Regions from separate parts of the Homo sapiens genome. Here region 1 is linked to region 2. Evidence: chromatin loops called from intact Hi-C (ENCODE). Cell type or tissue: PC-9. All regions are shown on one strand. Each heading gives the region's core, and the rest is flanking DNA. Links, peaks and the distances in the headings are about the cores only.

Region 1 (5,132 bases), core at 548-4,547, 160 kb before region 2:
GGTCAGTTAACAGGACCTAAACGCTAGAGTAATTTGAGTTTTCTTCTCTGTGTATGTTTGGTGAACAGTGTTGATGAAAAGAGTCAAACTGTAAAATATTTTGAAGAGATTTATTATGAGTGACCATGGCCCCGTGACACAGCCCCCAGGAGGTCCTGAGAACATTTGCCCAAGGTGGTCAGGGTGCAGCTTGGTTTTATAATTTTAGGTAGGCATGAAACATCAATCAAATACATTTTTTTTTTCTTTTGAGACGGAGTCTCGCTCTGTCCCCCGGGCTGGAGTGCAGTGGCGCGATCTCGGCTCACTGCAAGCCTCGCCTCCTAGGTTCACGCCATTCTCCTGCCCCAGCGTCCCGAATAGTTGGGACTACAGGCGCCCGCCACCACACCTGGCTAATTTTTTTTTTTTGTATTTTTAGTAGAGACGGGGTTTTGCCATGTTAGCCAGGATGATCTCAATCTCCTGACCTCGTGATCTGCCCGCCTTGGCCTCGCAAAGTGCTGGGATTACAGGCGTGAGCCACAATGCCTGGCCTCAAATACATTTAAGAAATTAATTGGTTTGGTCCAGAAAGATGGGACAATTCAAAGTGGGGCAGGGCTTCCAGGCTATAGGTAAATTTAAACATTTGCTGGTTGACAATTGATTGAGTTTGTCTAAAGACCTGGGATTGACAGAAAGGATATGTTCAGGTTAAAAGATTGTGGAGACCAAGGTTCTTTTGAAGTCTTACAGTGGCTGCCCTTAGAGACAATAGATGACAAATGTTTCCTATTCAGATCTTTAAAAGGTGCTAGACTCTTAGTTAATCTCTTCAGGATTGGGAGGGCCTGGAAGAAAAAGATCTAGCTATGTTGATAGAGATTCTTTACAGATGCAAATTTTCCCCACAAAGGACAGCTTTGCAGGGCCACTTCAAAATATGATTTTGGAGTAAAATATTTTGACTTTCTTCTTTATCAAGTAACGTTATGCCACAGTAAGACTGGAAAGTAAGTCACGATATATAGGGTTAAATAAAACCCAACTGATGAGAATTTATGGTTTTTAGGGCACGATTCTCTGGGCCCCTTAGATAGGAATTTGGGCAGGATAAAAAATCAGAGCTTAGTCCTCAGCAGAATCAACTTAAAACCAGGCTTTATGTGTTTATTATGAAATAATATATGCTCATGGGAAAAATGTAAACAGTACAGAATTATGTAAAGCAGAAAATGAGGCCGGGTGCAGTGGCTCATGCCTGTAATCCCAGCATTTTGGGAGGCTGAGGCAAAACAATTGCTTGAGGTCAAGAGTTCCAGGCTGCAGTAAGGTATGATTGTGCCACTGCACTCCAGACTGTTTTTTAGTGACAGTCTCACTCTGTCACTAAAAAACAAATTTTTTAATGAAAAAAAAAAGAAAGAAAGTTGACCTACCTTCCCTCCTCCCAATTTCCTAAGTAACCATTGTTGACTGTCACGTAGCCTTTGCGAATTTCACGTACATGTGTACACATCCATGCTTTCCTAGCAGAGGCTGAGAATTCAGACTCCGGAGTCATACAGATCCAGGTTCTAGTCCTGCCCTGCCACTTATTTGCTGTGAGATATAGGACAAGTTATTCCACAATCGCTCTAAGTCTCAGTTCCTTTTTTTTGTTTGTTTGTTTTGTTTTTTGGAGACAAAGTCTCAGTCTGTTGCCCAGGCTGGAGTGCAGTGACTCGATCTCAACTCGCTGTAGCCTCCATCCTCCCACCTTAGTCTTCTGAGTAGCTGGGACCACAGGTACATGCCACCATGCCTGGCTAATCTTTTTTATATTTTGTAGAGACAGGGTTTCACCATGTTGCCCAAGCTGGTCTTGAACTCCTGGGCTCGAGTGATCCTCCCCAAGTGTTGGGATTACAGGCATGAGCCATGTGCCTGGCCAATTTCCCTTTTTGTAAAAAGAAAAGTCATGGCAATACCTATGTCCCTGTGCTTTGGTAAGAATTCATTGAACGGTGCATGCAGAGAGGTTAGCTCTGTGCTCACATGTATGAAGGTCTCAAAAACACTCAGCTGCTATTATTATATATATATATAGTCATGCACCACATAACAACGTTCTGGTCATTGACAGACTGCGTATATATACAATGGTGGTCCCATATGATTAGAATGGAGCTGAAAAATTCCTGTCACCTACTGACATTGTAGCTGCTGTAACATCATAGCACAATGCATTACCTTTTCTATGTTGAGATACACAAATACTGTTGTGCTCCAGTTGCCTGCAATATTCAGTACAGTACCATGGTTTGTAGCATAGGAGCAATAGGCCATACCATTATAGCCTAGGTGTGCAGTAGGCCATCCCATCTAGGTGTGTGTAAGTACACTCTGTGATGTTTGCATAACGACAAAATTGCCTGTATTTGTCAGAACATATCCCCATTGTTAAGTGACACATAACTATACTGATTTTAAGATTATAGACAGTACTGTTTTATTTATTCTCTTCTACAACTGCTATTGTAGCTTCATAAGATGTTTCAGACCTCTTTCCGTACCAAGACTCATACTGAAGGCCGGGCACGGTGGCTCACACCTGTAATTCCAGCACTTTGGGAGGCAGAGGAGGGTGGATCACTTGAGCTCAGGAGTTTGAGACCAGCCTGGCCAACATGGTGAAACGCTGTCTCTACTAAAAATACAAAAATGAGCTGGGTGTGGTGGTGGGCACCTGTAATCCTAGCTACTTGGTAGGCTGAGGCAGGAGAATCTCTTGAACCTGGGAGGCAGAGGTTGCAGTGAGCCGAGATTGTGCCGTTGCACTCCAGCCTGGGCAACAGAGCAAGACTCTGTCTCAAAAAAACAAAAAACAAAGACTCATCTTGATTTAATGCAAGGTTAAAAGACCCCCCCTTGCCAACTTCCTCATCCCTAAGTTTCTGCTTCTGGGCGATTTCCAGTGTCTGGGTGTGGATCACAGAGGCACAGCAGCCTGAGTGGTGCTTGGACCTGCCAGGGTTTGCAGGCGGGTAGTAGCCTTATCTGCCCAGGAGGTGGCAGGCAGAATCTGAGGAGGATGGCAGGTAGCACAATGAGAAAGTGTGGGGTGCTTTACAGCCTTTATCTCTGTGACCTATACCCTTGGGACCTGGTGTGACTTTTGAGTCACATCTTGCTTCCCTGGAAGGGGCCATGCATCCTACTTTCACTTTTCCCTGGGGTCTTAGGGCAGAGTTCAGGCTATCCAGAAACTAAGCAGATCCCAGGAGCTAATGTTATGGTTTTACAGAACCTGCTGTCCAGAATTTTTTATTTTTATTTTTGGTGAGACAGGGTGTCACTGTCACCCAGGTTGGAGTGCAGTGGCACAATCTTGGCTCACTGCAACCTCCGCCTCCCAGGCTCAAGTGATCCTCCCACCTTAGCCTCCCGAGTAGCTGGGACCACAGGCTCGCCACCACACCTGGCTAATATTTTGTATTTTTTGGTAGAGATGGGGTTTTGCCATGTGAAGCTTCTGAGCTCGGGCGGTTCTCCCGCCTCGGCCTCCCAAAGTGCTGGGATCACAGGCATGAGCCATCCCGCCCGGCCTGTGTAGAATATTTTTTAACTGGCTTTGTGATTATATTCTAGGATATTTTTCATTTCATTTTAAAAAAAGGGAATCTATGGTTATGGTAAATGGTTATTTTCATCCCACCTCTCTCCCCACCGTATACATACCGCTCTTAGTTCTGGGACTTATTCTCTCTCCTTCCAGGATCTAAGCCCCTTCTCCTTCCTTCTCCATCCAGCTCTTCTCTAAGGTGCTACTGATCTGACAGTTCCACTTTTCTTCTTTTTTCTGCTCCTGTAACATCACAAAACTCAGATGTCTTCTTTGCTCCAAGGACCTTATATGACTTACCCCTGTCTGTACCCGTTTCCCTCTTTATGAAGGAGCTAGTCCTGGATTCTTGGGGACCAAGTGCTTGAGAGGTGACAAGCCTTAACAGTCCTGTCTGCAGAGGAGGTGATGGAAGGGCCCAGATAAATGACAGTGGACATGGGTGAGAGGTCAGGAGCAGCGACGGTGATTTCTATGGTACAGGATAGTTCCTGTCAGGGATCATTGCTATATTAGGGCCAATAATAATTCTTTTACCATCTGGCCCATGGGCTGTTGTCAGGATCAAATGAGATAAGATTTCTGAAACCATTTGGTACCAGGTGAAGCACTTTATAATCTGTCTGATATCATTAATTAGCAAAATTACCCATACCCCAACCATGCTGTGGTAGGAAGGACACTGCCCGGAAAGTTAGGAGACCTGAGTCTGCTACCACCTCCCTGATGGCGAGTAGTACGTTTCTTTTGCTAGCAAATTGGTTCATTCATTTGTTTAACACTGACTCTGTGTCAAACATGGTTCTGACTGCTGGGGATGGATAGGTGTACAAAATGGGGCCGGGCATAGTGGCTCAGGTCTACGATCCCAGCACTTTGGGAGGCTGAGATGGAAGGATTACTTGAGGTCAGGCAGGGGTTCGAGACTAGCCTGAGCAACATAGCATGACCCTGTCTCTACCAAAAAAAAAAAAAAAAAAAAAAAAAAGCCAGGCTTGATGGTGTGCACCAATAGACCCAGCTACTTGAGAGGTTGAGGCAGGCAGGAGGATCACTTAAGCCCAGGAGTTTGCAGCTGCAGTGAGCCGTGATTGCGACATTGCATTCCTGCCTGGGCAAAAGAGTAAGACCTCATCTCCAAAAAAGAAACAAAAACATGCCGGGCCCGGTGGCTCACGCCTGTAATCCCAGCACTTTGGGAGCCAAGGCAAGCGAATCACCTGAGATCAGGAGTTTGAGAGCAGCCTGGCCAACATGGCGAACCCCGCCTCTATTAAAAATACAAAAATTACCCAGGTGTGGTGGCGGACCCCTGCAATCCCAGCTATTCAGGAGGCTGAGGCAGGAGAATTGCTTGAACCCAGGAGGCGGAGGTTGCAGTGAGCCGAGATCATGCCATTGCACTCCAGCCTGGGTGACAAGAGTGAAACTACGTCTCAAAAAAAGAAAAAAAGAAAAAAAGAAACAAAAACCTAAGCAAAATAACCAAAGTAGATGAGTTATCCTGGAACTTACATTCAAGAGGGGAAGACAGACAATTAGCAGG
Region 2 (5,132 bases), core at 411-4,410:
CGACTCTAGCCTCAGCTTCAGCCTGGACAGAGCACTATGTCACAGGGACGGGCCGTTTCTCCTGGGCCCTGGCTCTTACACTCTCTCTAACCTCATTCACCTTGTAATACATAAATCAGATCATGGCACTCTCTGCTCAAAACCCTCCTTCTGTTGCTCCGTGGTTCACCTAAAATACAAATCCTTTATTTTTTATCGTTTAGAGACAGGGTCTGGCCCTGTCGCCCAGGCTGAAGTGCAGTGGCAGTACTATAGCTCATTTGCACTCTTGGCCTCTAGTGATCCTCCCGCCTCAGCCTCCCAAAGTGCTGGGATTACAGGCATAAGCCACTGCGCCCAGCCACATTTGACCATTTTTGACATGCAGAAAAAATTTCACATAGTTCAATGTAATGTATACAGCAAAAAGTACGAATATTCACCCTAAATGAAATCAGTATAGATTACAAACAGCCTTGTGTTCTTTAGGCGAGATTTTGCTGTCAAATCAGGGTGGTGCCAAATTTGCAAAAAGCCTTTTGATTTTAAAGCTTTATGTTCAGAATTGCAGAGGACGGTAAATCTGTCATACTCATGATAGTTACTGGAGGGTTTTTGTTTGTTTTTGTAGAGACAGGGTCTTGCTATGTTCCCCATGCTGGTCTTGAACTCCTGAGCTCAAGCAATCCTCCTGCCTTGGCCTCCCAAAGTGCTGGGATTATAAGGCGCAAGCCACTGTGCCCAGCCCAAAATACAAAGTCTTTCATCTACAAGGCCCCTCAGGCCCTGCCTGACCACACACTCTCTCCTTCTCTCCCCCTGGCTTAGTCCTTTCCAGCCACACCGGTTCCTTGCTGTGTCTGAAAATCGTGGAGCTTTCTCCCACTCCAGGGTCTGTACGTTTCTCCCTCAACTTGGAACACTTCCATCAGTTGCCTGTGGAACGCCCTCCCTCGCTCCAAACTGGCCTCTACCCATGCGGCGTCTCCTTCTCTGACCACCCAGGGAAGCTGCACCTCGCTCCACGTATCATTCACTCCCTGCCTCACTCAGTTCTCCTCCCCAGCACTCACCCTCCCTGCATCACACACTTACATAAGGGGCCTCCTGTTTCCATCAAGACAGGGGCTTGCTCCTTCTCCACTCTGGGCCCCACACGTAGAAGGGAGGAACCATGGAACTCTCCCAGCCCCCGGCCTCCCCAGACCCTTGGGGCTCACACAGGCTTAGACTATCCCCTCCTTTCTGGCTTCCAGGCTGTGCTCCTTCCTTTCAGTCTGCGCTGCAGATGCCCCCCACTTCCTCCCCTAAAGCCGCCTTGAACCCCGGCCCTTCCTCACCCATGAGATTCCCTCCTGCCACTAGCACCAAACACCACCCTCCACCCAAAGTCACTTGGTTGAGCTTTGCTTTGCTGCCACTGGATTACAAAAATAGTACTGGTAGGTTTTTTCTTTCATTTTCCAAAACAGGAAATTATTATTATTATTATTGTTATTACTATGATTTTTGAGACGGAGTCTCTCTGTCGCCCAGGCTGGAGTGCAGTGGCACGATCTCTGCTCACTGCAACCTCTGCCTCCCAGGTTCAAGTGATTGTCCTGCCTCAGCCTCTTGAGTAGCTGGGACTACACGTGCGTGCCACCATGCCTGGCTAATTTTTGTACCAAAATACGCAATTGTATTACAGCACAGAATGCTGCTTTTTAAACTGTGTTCTCTTTCTTGGCCTGAGAGTCCAGCACCCTCCTTGGCTTGCTCTAGACTGAGCACTGGTTCTCAGTGAGTTCTCACCAAAACCCACTTACACACAGGCAAGAGACCCTTGGCTCACCTACCCCACCTATTTTCAATTGCTAGCAAAAAGAATGTGCCGGTAACGGTGGTGGACCTGGGAGTCACACGGGCACACGGATTCACGGCAGGAATGGGAACCTCTGTGCAAACATCTCTAAGTCTACTGAATAAAAAGTCCTGTTCGGGCAGAGCTGCAATATGCTTGCTATAGCGTTAACCAGCTAACACGCCACGGAGTACATTAATAACAGCGAACCTGAACCGACAGACATAAAACTTTTTCAAAGCACTTCCACTCAAGACAGCCCCACTGGTGCTCTGGTGACAAAGTGTTCGACCTGGATGTCGGCGGAACGCCGACACCCTGCCGGTGCACGTGCTTAGTATCTTTTCAGACAACCTGTGAAGCTGCGGAAACTGTTATGGGACTCTAGACAAACCTGTAAGACAAAGGTACAAAGAATGAGGAGTTTGTGGTGGGATGGATTTGGCTTGAATCCCAGCTCTGCCATCTACTGGCTGGGTGAGGCCACTCAGGCTCCTGGGCCTCTAGGATGGAGTTCTCATCTGTGCAAACCAGGGGGTTACAGTCAGTAACTCACAAGGGGCTACGGGACTCCGAAGATAGGCGCGCAAGTGTGTTGTAAACACTTAACATCCCAGCCGGGTGCAGTGGCTCACACCTGTCATTCCAGCACTTTGGGAGGCCAAGGCAGGAGGATCACTTGAGCCCAGGAGTTTGAGACCAGCCTGGGCAACAGAGCAAGACCCCATCTCTACAAAAAATTAAAACATTAACTGGGCATGGTGATGTGTGCCTGTAGTCCCAGCTACTCAGGAGGCTGAAGTGTGAGAATCAGTTGAGCCCAGGAGGTTGAGGCTGCAGTGAGCGATGATCAAACCACTGCATTCCAGCCTGGGCAACAGAGCAAGACCCTGTCTCAAAAAAATAAAAAATTAAAATTAAAAATACGTAACATCCCACCCAAGTACTCATGGGTGGATAGACAGAACCATTCCCGCAGAGAGGTCACATGAGCAAAACCTCAGCAGCAAAACACACAACAAATATTTAACCTGGAGTCCAAAGGAAAAATCAGTGAGAAAGATGATGACATCCAATATCCACAGAGTATGTAGCACTATGAACACTCAGTATTGTTCTCTTAGTTCTTCTTTTTTGTGGGGGAGTGGGGGGGTGGGACAGTCTTGCTCTGTCATCCAGGCTGGAGTGTGGGGGTGGGACAGTCTTGCTCTGTCATCCAGGCTGGAGTGGGGGGATGGGACAGTCTTGCTCTGTCATCCAGGCTGGAGTAGGGGGGTGGGACAGTCTTGCTCTGTCATCCAGGCTGGAGTGGGGGGATGGGACAGTCTTGCTCTGTCATCCAGGCTGGAGTGGGGGGGTGGGACAGTCTTGCTCTGTCATCCAGGCTGGAGTGGGGGGCTGGGACAGTCTTGCTCTGTCATCCAGGCTGGAGTGCACTGGCTCCATCTCAGCTCACTGCAACCTCCACCCCCCGGGCTCAAGCGATTCTCCTGCCTCAGCCTCCTGAGTAGCTGGAACTGCAGGTGTGCGCCATCACGCCTGGCTAATTTTTGTATTTTTAGTAGAGATGGGGTTTTGTCAGGTTGGTCAGGCTGGTCTCGAACTCCTGGCCTCAAGTGATCCAACTGTCTCAGCCTCCCAAAGTGCTGGGACTACAGGTGTGGGCCACCACGCCCAGCCTAATTCTCTTAGTTCTCACAGCCATCTTTGTGGTAAGATACTGTTATGAACCCTTGCTAAGGGTTGCAAAGCTGAAGTCACTCGCCTGAGCTCAGGCAGGAGGATGGGGACAGAGCTGGGATTCTAGCCCAGGTCTGTTCAGCCCTGTTGGGACTGGATGCCAGTCAAACTTCTGTTTCCTTGTATTAAACTGGGTTGAAGAATGGTACCCTCCCCTCAATCACATGGTTGTAAGAACAAAATAGGTCAATGCGTACAACGTACTCAAGCTAGTTCCCTAGACATCTCAGGCACTCGGTAAGGTTGCACACTTCCTGCATGCCCCGTGCCGTTCAGGGCTCTGGGGTTGGCAGGTAAGACAGAAGGCCCTGCTCAAGGGTCACCACCACTGTCAGTGAACATTGGAGACCTGGTGCCAGGGAACATTGACTGTGTGGAGAGGGAGGGGGCCTGAGGGTCGCACTCTCCAAGGGCAAGCACTTTGACACAGGCCTGGGTGAAGAGTAGGGAGCTGGCAGGTGGGGCAGGGGACAGGGCCACTGCTCCCCTCAAGTCTAGCAGGTGAGGCCTGCACACTCCACATCTGCCTGCGTGTTCGTTTTCAAGAGAAGCCGGATTGAGTCCTAGAGTGCTAAGAGCTGTGAGGGAGGTGAGGCAGCCAGAGGTTTAACAGCTGGGGCAGACAGGAGTCTGGAATTATCGGGCTCGGACCCACTTTTATAGCTGCCTGGCCTCAGGGAATTCCGCCCTTGAGTTTTCTCCTTGGTAAAGGGGATAATTATAACACACCCCTGTTTCACAGGGTGACCCTAGAATTGAAAATGAGCCAGATAGGCTGGGCATGGTGGCTCACACCTGTAATCCCAGCACTTTGGGAGGCCGAGGCGGGTGGATCACTTGAGACTAGGAGTTGGAGAACAGCCTGGGCAACATGGAGAAACCCCGTCTCTACTAAAAATAAAAAATTAGCTGGGCATGGTGACGCATGCCTGTAATCCCAGCTAGTTGGGAGGCTGAGGCAGGAGAATCGCTTGAATCTGGGAGGCAGAGGTTGCAGTGAGCCAAGATCGTGCCACTGCACTCTGGCCTGGGTGACAGAGCGAGACTCAGTCTCAAAAAAAAAATAATAATAATAATAAAAATAAGAACTGAACCAGAAAACAGCTGTAGAGGATTCAAGGTCTGGCCCAGGGCAGGCCCCTAACGCGCATTTGCTGCCTGCTGCTCTTACTATAAAGGAGAGATCTGCACCCCACCGGAAAATGTATGTGAGTTGGTGCTGCAGGCTTGTTCAAGTACTCCCATCGGCTCCTCTCTCTGACTCTTAAACTGAAGAATCACTGGTGTGGGGTGTAACAGGGATCAGGGGACAACCAGAGGGGGAAGCTGGCCCAGGATAGCACGCACAGTTGGAGGGAGCAGGGGACCACGCAGCCCCGCGCCAGGATCACATCAGCCCCGCTAGGGAACAGAACCAGGAGGGAAAGTGCCTGAAGATTATAGGTCAGCAGGAGAGGGACGGCTTTGCCACGAGAGGTTGCCCCCGAGGACTAACCTGTATCTGCCATGTACTGATTGTCGCCATGTACACAGCACAGAGCATGTACTGTGTAGCAGACACTGCTTTGAA

Evidence for each region. A loop is a pair of places that touch in the nucleus more often than their neighbours do. Peaks named below come from ENCODE experiments on the same cell type or tissue, not always from the same donor. Only the 100,000 strongest peaks of a DNase experiment are listed, where the experiment ranks them.
Region 1: a loop joins it to region 2, with 5 times the contacts of the local background. A loop is called at or near these places in 3 of 110 quality-filtered maps.

The regions. Positions count from the first base shown.
Region 1 is chr19:35,466,803-35,471,934 of GRCh38, reverse strand. No RefSeq gene overlaps it. Among named protein-coding and RNA genes, the nearest start is that of KRTDAP, 21 kb to the left of the region's middle. RefSeq lists enhancers at 513-1,086, 2,809-3,382. In PC-9, for the core only: a CTCF peak has its summit at 3,013 (motif pointing right); no DNase peak of the experiment used is centred there.
Region 2 is chr19:35,304,043-35,309,174 of GRCh38, reverse strand. All of the region lies in intron 7 of MAG (myelin associated glycoprotein), which reads right to left. Among named protein-coding and RNA genes, the nearest start is that of MAG, 14 kb to the right of the region's middle. RefSeq lists an enhancer at 3,558-4,445. In PC-9, for the core only: CTCF peaks have their summits at 2,135 and 2,334 (motif pointing left); a DNase peak (open chromatin) is centred at 2,274; H3K4me3 peaks cover 115 bases; H3K27ac peaks cover 940 bases.